Linked DNA regions of Homo sapiens: region 2 is linked to region 1. Evidence: chromatin loops called from intact Hi-C (ENCODE). Cell type or tissue: endothelial cell of umbilical vein. All regions are shown on one strand. Each heading gives the region's core, and the rest is flanking DNA. Links, peaks and the distances in the headings are about the cores only.

What was found. A loop is a pair of places that touch in the nucleus more often than their neighbours do. Peaks named below come from ENCODE experiments on the same cell type or tissue, not always from the same donor. Only the 100,000 strongest peaks of a DNase experiment are listed, where the experiment ranks them.
Region 2: a loop joins it to region 1, with 5 times the contacts of the local background. A loop is called at or near these places in 13 of 110 quality-filtered maps.

Annotation. Positions count from the first base shown.
Region 1 is chr2:229,778,162-229,782,528 of GRCh38, forward strand. TRIP12 (thyroid hormone receptor interactor 12) reads right to left here. Exons shown (of 42, transcript NM_001348323.3): 35 at 715-829; 36 at 272-426. Among named protein-coding and RNA genes, the nearest start is that of DNER, 66 kb to the left of the region's middle. In endothelial cell of umbilical vein, for the core only: a CTCF peak has its summit at 2,799 (motif pointing right); a DNase peak (open chromatin) is centred at 2,840; H3K27ac peaks cover 324 bases.
Region 2 is chr2:230,157,583-230,161,949 of GRCh38, forward strand. No RefSeq gene overlaps it. Among named protein-coding and RNA genes, the nearest start is that of SP110, 60 kb to the right of the region's middle. RefSeq lists a silencer at 2,744-2,813. In endothelial cell of umbilical vein, for the core only: CTCF peaks have their summits at 2,762 (motif pointing left) and 2,968; a DNase peak (open chromatin) is centred at 2,739; H3K27me3 peaks cover 361 bases.

The DNA.
Region 1 (4,367 bases), core at 1,261-3,760:
CCTTGCTATCCAAGGAGGGGTCCACAACCTGGCAATCGGGCATGCCCTGGGAGCTGACAGGAAAATTTAGAATCTTGGACAGTAGGACAGTCTTACCCCTGCCCTACTGAATCAGAACCGGCATTTTTAACAAAATCCCCAAGTAATTCATATGTGTATTGAAGTTTGAGAAGCATTGCTCTAAACTATAGCAGTAAACTACAGGGGACTGAGGTACTTGCACAGAACATTCTACACCAAAACTGCAAAAAGCAAACCATCCTAAACTTACCAATCTGAAATCCATGATAGCCTTGGCCATTAATTTTCCTAAGAAGCGAAACTTCATCTTAACCTTTGCGATATGAGCTGGCTTTGCTGTCCTACCAAAGGGAAGCGCAAACAGGCCCTGGAGGTTTTGAATATACTTGGTCCCTTCTTGGCTCCCTGAAAAACAAGCAATGCAGCAAACTTCAGATGATGTTTCCAAAAACAAAACAAAACCTGGTAACTAAGAACATTTAAGAAATTAAGCATTCTCAAAATTGGAGTGCAGATCACTGAATGAAGTCCTCTAGAACTGGACAGGCCTTCCCTATTTGATAAATGAGAAAACAGAGGCTAAAAGAAAGCAAGTACAGCTGTCCATTAGAAATTAAATATGTCTAATAAACTGTCAGAGTCCATTACCTGATCTGAGTAACACAAACCAACTAACTTACAGATAGGCATTACCTTTTGGATTGCTAAGAGTTACTTCTTCACCTCTCCAAAGACCCAAGTCAGCTCTCTGTAGTTCCTGAGATACAAGCGCATAAAACTCCAGTGTAGGCCCAAGACCTGTACCAACCTACAGAAGAACACAAGTAGAACGATTTCAAATTTTAAGAATTGTGTTTTTTTACTGCCAACCTCTTGGAAATGTGCACACTAACAGCAACTGTTTACCAGGATGCATTAGAGATTATTTTCCAAAATGTCCTGGCTGGATTTATTCTTTCAGTCCTGGTCACCTGAAACAAAAACTAGCAACTCTTTATTATTTCCTAGCCGCTAAGGCCCCAACATGTCAGTTGAACAATTTCAGGTTGTACTCACAGAAGTGCCACTGTGGCTACATATCTTTCCTTCAGGAACAATATGGCATTGTCTGCATATGGATGTCTTTCCCCTTTTTCTCTTTAGTGAACTGTTACCCCAAAACCAGCTCAAATGTCACCCTCTCAAGGGGAAGGCTCCCCCCAGCATCTGCTCCCAACAGTTAGTCTGTTCCTTTTTTCTTGGGGCTTATTTTTCAGCTACTTAAATACTTACTACATGACTTTACCACAATTTCAGTATATGCTTGCATATTTCACAGGATGATAACTATTTTGGTCATCCTGTTATCTCTGATAGTACCTGACACACAGTAGCCATTTAATAGAGATATGTCGAATAAAATACAAATAATGGAAGGTCTGATTCCACACCAGCACAGAAAGGACTAACGGCCTCATACAGGACACCAATGCTTCTCAACTCCCAGGGTGCACTGGAATCCCCAGAGCTTTATCAACATGCACATATAGGGGTGCCACGTCCTGAAGATTCTGATCTGGCAGGTACAGCTTAGAGCCTGGGCACTGGTATTATTAAACAAGTTCTGAAGGTGACTGTGCAGCCTAAAGTGAAACTACTCCTCCATGAGACACCTGATGTGGACATGCCTGAAGCAGTGTTCATAGCTTGCTCCTTCCTTCACGATCTGTCAAGGTCCCGCCAGATCAGACCATAAACAAAGATATGCAGGTAGTGACAAGTTCATATCACAGGTTATACTCTAAGTCTAACTGTAACCCTGTCAAGAAGGCAACATTTATAGATTACTTGTAAACAAAGGGTACTATTTTAGCATTATTACAGTTACTCTTAAAAATTACCCACACTAGCTTAAAAGTTTAGAGGTAGTCCACTAAACGTTTAACTCTCTCAAAACAGAGATCTGCTTGGGCCTAGTGGTGCTTTCCTGATTAACCCCAATCCTATTAGAATTCCACACCAGTAAATGGTATCACCATTAAACCCAAAATGAATAATCCCACCAAATCCTTAGAGCCGTCCTTGGCCATTCTTTAAACTCGCATAATCCAATCCATCAGAGTAAATACAATAAGCGCTGCCTTCAAAATGCATTCTAAACTAATTACCAACTTTACCCAGCTGCCATTCTCTGTCATCTGGTCCACTGCTAAAGCCTCCTAGATGGTCTCTGCACTAGCATTCCCGACATCTTGTATCCCATTCTCACAGGAGCAAGCGTAATCCTTACAAAACACAAGTTCGCGGCATCCCTTTGCTACTTTCCAAAGGTTTTCCATCTCATTCAAAGCACAGCTCCAGTTCTTACCACGGCCTACATGACCCCTCTGCCCACCCTGCTCAGTCTCTCTGACTCCTACTACTCTGCCCTTGCTCTCTATGCTCGAGCCACACTCATCCTCCAACAGGCTAGGAACACTGCTTCTCTGTTCTTGTGCTAGAGATACTCTTCCCCCAGACGCAATGACTTGCCTCCACTCAAATGTCCTCAGACTGCCCTACGCATCCCCATAATGCTTCATCCTCTTATTTTTACTTTTCTTCCACATGGCCTAACATATATGTGTACATGAATGTGTGTGTATGTATTGGCCTCCCCAAACTAAAAGATAAGCTCCATCATGGGGGTGGGAGTACTTTGTATATTCTGTTCTGCACTGAATCCCAAGCACTAGAGGCCTGAGGAACAAAAGAGAAGCAAAGAAAAACCTGCAGTAACACATGGTATCCACTAGATGGTGCTAGTCAATTCTCCTTTTGGCATAACATTATCCCAGGTTCAACAGAAGTCACAGATCAAATTAGTCTATTTCCTTCATCCAATGCTGTTGTTTCTAAAAGGATTCTTAAAATATTAAATCACTAAAAGCACTTCCTCTGTGAGCCTCTGCAGAAGGTGGAAGGCCCAGGTCATGTTTGCTTTGCTGATACAACCTGGGGGTGGCCAGCACCCCCACAGAGTAACCTGATCTCTTCAGGGATTATCATTCTACCCAACTACACCACTAAAAGTGTAGGTACTTGGTTGAGCTTCATTTTTCTTTTTAAAGGAAAGGAAAGCATAAAACCCCAGAAACAGAAAAACAAAAGTTTGACAACTTGACTTAAAATGGAATCTTTTTCTCTCAAAACTAACACATACTGGCACTTATTATGTGACAATGGTCTGAGTGTTTCACACATTGCAGCTCATTTTATCATTCTAACAACATGAGGAGGCAGCTGCACTAATTATGTAAAGGGCTGAGAGGACACTGATGAGTTTATGTTAACTTGCCCAAAATCACATAGCCAGTAAGTGGGCAGGCCAGGCTCCACATTCCCTGCTCCTGATCTTCCACATTCCCAAAAGGATACTGGGTCACTGGGTCATTTGTAACCCTAATCCTGGGGGTTTGGGTGGCTTGTGAGCCCAAAGACTGGTATAATCCTTCCCTGGCTTACCAATCATCCCAATTCAAATAGGAGCCCACACTGTGACCTGACATTTTCACTGGGATTCTTCTAGAGCTAGTTAGAAATTCTTCCTAAAGGCCACCAGCTGACATGTACAGCTGAATTTGAATCATAACCTGAAGCCCTATGCATCTCACAAAGTCAGTGCTTGTGAGGTAGGGGTGGAGGTACTTTCCCCTTCCCCAGTGAAGCAGCTCCTGGAATCTTTTCCGAGGTCAACAGGTAAGACCCATGAAGGAAGGGCATAAAATCTTGACCTTACATTAGCAATCCAATCCTGCTCCTTAGAACAACCTGTGTGAAGACATTTTGAGCTTGTTTAGGTTTCACGCAAGATGCAATTTTAACAGAACCATGAGGGATGAGAGAGGAAAGATATTTCCTGGCAAGAGAAAAATATGCTGAAGAAAGTGGAATGTACGTTTAAAGAGACTAAAAACATACCAAATGGTTAGAGCAAAGGTCCTGCAGTCTCATAAGTAACAAATTTGGATGCACCAACATATAAGAATCGCATCCTCTGAGCAACAGCCATGATCAAGCTAGATTCAAAAAATCCGTATCTCTTATGCCAGCAGTCCAGGGCCTCCACTCCATCTGGCCTCCTCCTTTCTATCCCCCTTCTCCCAACACTTCTACAGCAGTACTAACTTCTGCCACTCACCACCAAGCCTGACCCTTTGCTCAGGCCCCATCTCCTACTAGAAAATGGTTCCTCAATCTTCCTGTTCTCTTTCACTAAGGTCTAACTCAAGACATCTTGAGGACAGCACTCCTTGTCTGAATGCGTCATTCAGTTGGCACCTGTACCACTACCTTGCCACACTCTTTGGTACCTTTGTCCTGTGTCT
Region 2 (4,367 bases), core at 1,292-3,791, 380 kb after region 1:
AGCCCAGCCCATCAAACATCAAGACGTGGCCTGGTGCATGGGGAGTGAGATTCCAGTGACCCAATGGGGACCAGGAGTCGGGAGATGCTGCTCGGAGAAGCTCCGGACCTGCAAACCAGCCTGCTCAGACTGACTGGGAGCCTAGAGGCATTCATTCATTCATCCATTCATTCTACAAATCTGTATTAAGCGCTGATGAGTTTGACGGTAGGGATATACCAACAAACAAAAGAGATAAAAAATTTTGTCCCTGTGGAGCTTACATGATAGTGACAAGAGACAGACACCAAACACAATAAACAAATCATGTTGCGTGTTAGAACATGATAAATGGGATATTTTGGGGGAAGAAAGGACACACGTGAGAGGGAGCAGGAGAGCCAGGTGTGGGAGGTTGCAGCATTAGGGGTGGTTGGAGCAGGCTCCCCCAGGGACATTTGAGCAAAAACATTAAAGATGTGAGGGTGAACTGTGGGGACTTCCAGGGGGAGGAAGCTCCAGACCCAGGGGATTGCTGGTGTAAAGGCCTTGAGGCAGGAGTGGCCTGGGTTCCAGGGAGGCCAGTGGGTGCAGCAGACCTACGAGGGAGGGGAGAAGCCCCTCATACAGGCCTCAGAGGGGGTGCTCTCACCCTGAAGGTGGAGTAGGTAGGATTGGACTCATCTTAACAGGCTAAGTCTGGCTGCCATATTGAGAATAGGCTTTGGGGGTAGGGGTTGGGGTTGTGACGTGTGTTGGGTGGGGTAGGAACAGGCCATGTACCACTGCCATTAAAGCATTTCAACTGGGGACCTGTTAATATTCTTAACTGCTCCCCTGCATTTCACAGCTGCCTGTATCCAAATACAATGGGGCCACCTGACAGCACACCTCAGGGTGACTTCATGTTCAAATATAATATCAACCCAATATCCAATAAAAAGCTTCAAAAATCATGCCAACATCTTAAGTCCCTCAAGGCGGTGTCAAAGCAGGAGCCAATCCATGACCTACCGAGAGAGGAGAAAGGAAGAAGCCAGTCAGGCAGGCAGTTAGGGTGGGCCCTCAGTTAAATTCTTTCAAACAAAAGAACAGCCAACTTGCACAGAGGGGCTTGCCTAAGACACGCCCACAGCCACATAGATAAGAAAAGCTACACAGGTGACTCACCCAGACACGCCTGCAGTGGAAAGTTCTGTCCCGTAACACATGTACAGTAAGGGGAACAAAGCAATATGGAGTCACTAAGCTAAGGGCCCACATGCACACTTGGAGGATGGGGTGGAGCTAACAGAAATTTGTGTCTTATGCAAATGAGATGCCCAGCCCTCATCAGTTTCTTATAAAAGCCTTTGCATTCAACTGTAAAGACAGCAACCCTCTTCTGGGCCCCCTCTCCATGGCAGAAAGCTTTCTTCTTTTGCTTAGAAAACTTTTGCTCCAATCTCACCTTTTGTGTCCACACTCCTTAATTCTCTGGGTCATGAGACAAAGAACTCCAGGTAATACGTCACAACGAGAGACTGCTACGTCGTGGTGCATTGGTGAGACTTTAACACTAAAAGAGAATACCGTGTGGGCCACCTCCACTCATCCATCTCTCTCTGAAGTTCTCATGACCATGGCTCAATATTAATCTCCTCCCTCCATCCACATGCTTGCTCCCTGCACCCCCAAATCTCATCTGCCCAGCTGCTTTTTTATTTAGTTCCCTTCTCAGTTTAGTTTTTTCTTCTGCAGTTGGCTTCACATTCTATTCTTATTACTGTTTCTGAAAGCTGTTAATAAATAAACAATTAAACTACAAAACATTACAATTAAACAAACCAAGCAATCAACCAAACAATAAACTCTCGGTTGTCACCTCACAGGACAAGGACAGCTCTTGTGATTAAGTTGCAGGCTCTACTGCTGCCCACACCACAGATACCTTAGTTAGATTTGCTCCTTTGTCAAATGTTTAAGTCAGATAAAGGACCAGTCGTAGGGCAGTGGATCTCAAACCTAATTGTGGCAAAACAAAACAAAACAAACAAACAAAAATCACCTAGAAAACTTGTTCAACTGGTTAAAAACACAGATTCCTGGGCCTGAATCCTAGAGATTCCCACCCAGAGCCAACATCCCAGAATCTGCATTTTAGGCAAGCTCCCTGTGATTCTGAAGCAGCGGGCCATAGGCAATTCATTGGGAAGCGGTCAGTGTCCAGATATCTCAGAGGACCCCTCTCTAAGCACTCTTGATTGGTCCCAAAGACCCCCCTTCCCCCAGTAGGCTGGCTTCTTCACCCTGTCCTCATCCTCTAGCATCCCCGAGAGGAGGTCACCTGGGACATTCTTGCAAATGGGAGGATCTAGAATCCAGGTCTCTGCCTGCTGCCGGCCATCCCCAGGCGGGCCTCCTACCAGATTCCAATCTATGAAACGAAAAACTGGGGATCCTTTTCCAGCCCACGTTACTGAGTGCATCTCAGTTGTTTCATTATGCTAGCTGTGAGGTTTTGCACTTGTGACAAACAACAGAAGGGACCTTTTGTCACAGTAAGGAAATCCTCGCAAGCATGTGCCTAAACGTGACTGCCTGCTGCTTCGTCTTTGCCAGTCTCATCTGGAGAGGACCTGGCGCATGCTCTTGGTTGGTTTTCCTCCATCTGCATGAAATAGGAGCCACTGAGAGCATCTTCCTCCCCTTCAAAGCCTTCACTACTTCTTTCTGCTAGTTCCTTGTCCTTGCAGGAGCTTTAATAGCTCAATTCCTTTCCGTCTCTGGAGGGGCCCACAGTGCCCTCTGGTGGTTGAACAGCATGCTACACTTTTTTTTTTTTTTTTTTTTTTGTGGGGTAGGGAGAGGGTGGACAGAGTCTCCTGTCGCCCAGGCAGGAGTGCAGTGGTGCAATCTCGGCTCACTGCAACCTCCGCCACCCCGCCACAGGCTCAAGCGATTCCCTTGCCTCAGCCTCCCAAGTAGCTGGGATTACAGGTGTACACCACCACACTGGGCTAATTTCTGTATTCTTAGTAGAGTTTCACCATCTTGGCCAGGCTGGTCTTGAACTCCTAGCCTCAAGTGATCCACCCGCCTCCTCCCAAAGTGCTGAGATTACAGGCTTGAGCCACCGTGCCTGGCCTATGGCACACTTTTGTAGAAGTCCAGGGTGCCTGCTGCTCTCAGGGCTAGGTCCTGTGCCCATCCTGGGAGAATGGGAAAGCCTCTGTATGCATTCTGCTCTGCCTGAGCCCTCCACAGAGCCAGAACCAGGCCTAGGGGTTCAAGGGTAAACTTCTTTGAGGAACTGGAAACTGAGATGATGATGAGATTAGGGATTGGCTATGAATACAAACTGGGTCATGGTCCAGATACAGAAACATCAAAATCTGACCTGTGGGCTCTGTCTGGGAAAATTTAGGGCAAATTGGCACTTGTAGGTGGCAAGGAGTGGCTTGTTTACCCTGCCCTCCTCACTGTCCCTTGTTTGGACCAATTCTGCCTTCTTAGGAGGACATGACAATTCTTCCCCCAGGATCCTAGGATGCACTGAAGCCTCTAGTTTTTTCCTGCTGGTGAGTACTAACATATGCCCATTAACTTGAATGCTTATCTTTCACTGGCCAAGACCAAGCTTTGACAGGTACCCCCAGAGCACTTTCATAGGCCCGTGAGTCAATTCTGAACCAAGTCATGGGGGCAGCTGAGTCAGCTCCCCTCAATCCCGGCCTTGATAGCTGGGCACAGTTGTGGCCCGGGGTCTGAATGCTGCAACCACAGTGCTTAAGGTCTGGGTTGTGGAAGCTGGAGAACCACTGCTGGGCCTGAAGGCTGGAAACCTCGCTGTTGCCCTTGCGAAATAAGGACATTTCCACTTTATCCCCTAGGGCAGAGCATTTAGTGAGTCAAAACCTTAACTCCACATCCAACAGACTCTGTTTCAGAACAGTGTGTCAGATGCTTCAGTATCAGCTGACATCCTGGACGTGTAACCACCCCTTTCTGCTCATACTTGGGCCTTGTGTCCAGGTCTGGGTGACTGTCCTCACCATTGAGTTTTTGCTTGAGGCCCCGGGCTGTCTTCTGGAAAGTGGCTATCATGGGTTCCTCAGGGTTCTACCCAACCTCTCTGTAAATGATCAGACGCCAGTAGCTGCTAAAGGGGAAAAGTGTCCCCTCTGCCAATGCATCTGAGCTCTGGTCTTGTCCAATGGGGATGACTGGTGCCAGGTTGCCTGGAGTCCTGTGCTGGGAGGGACTTCGCCAGGTGGTCTTCCTTGTTCTAGATGGTTCTGGAGATTCAAATGGCCCAGTTGAGACCAGAGGTGAAGAGAGCAAGACAGTGCCTTCTTGATTTCATTATTTCACATGTCACTTCATAGGGGAATGACTGCTAAAATGAA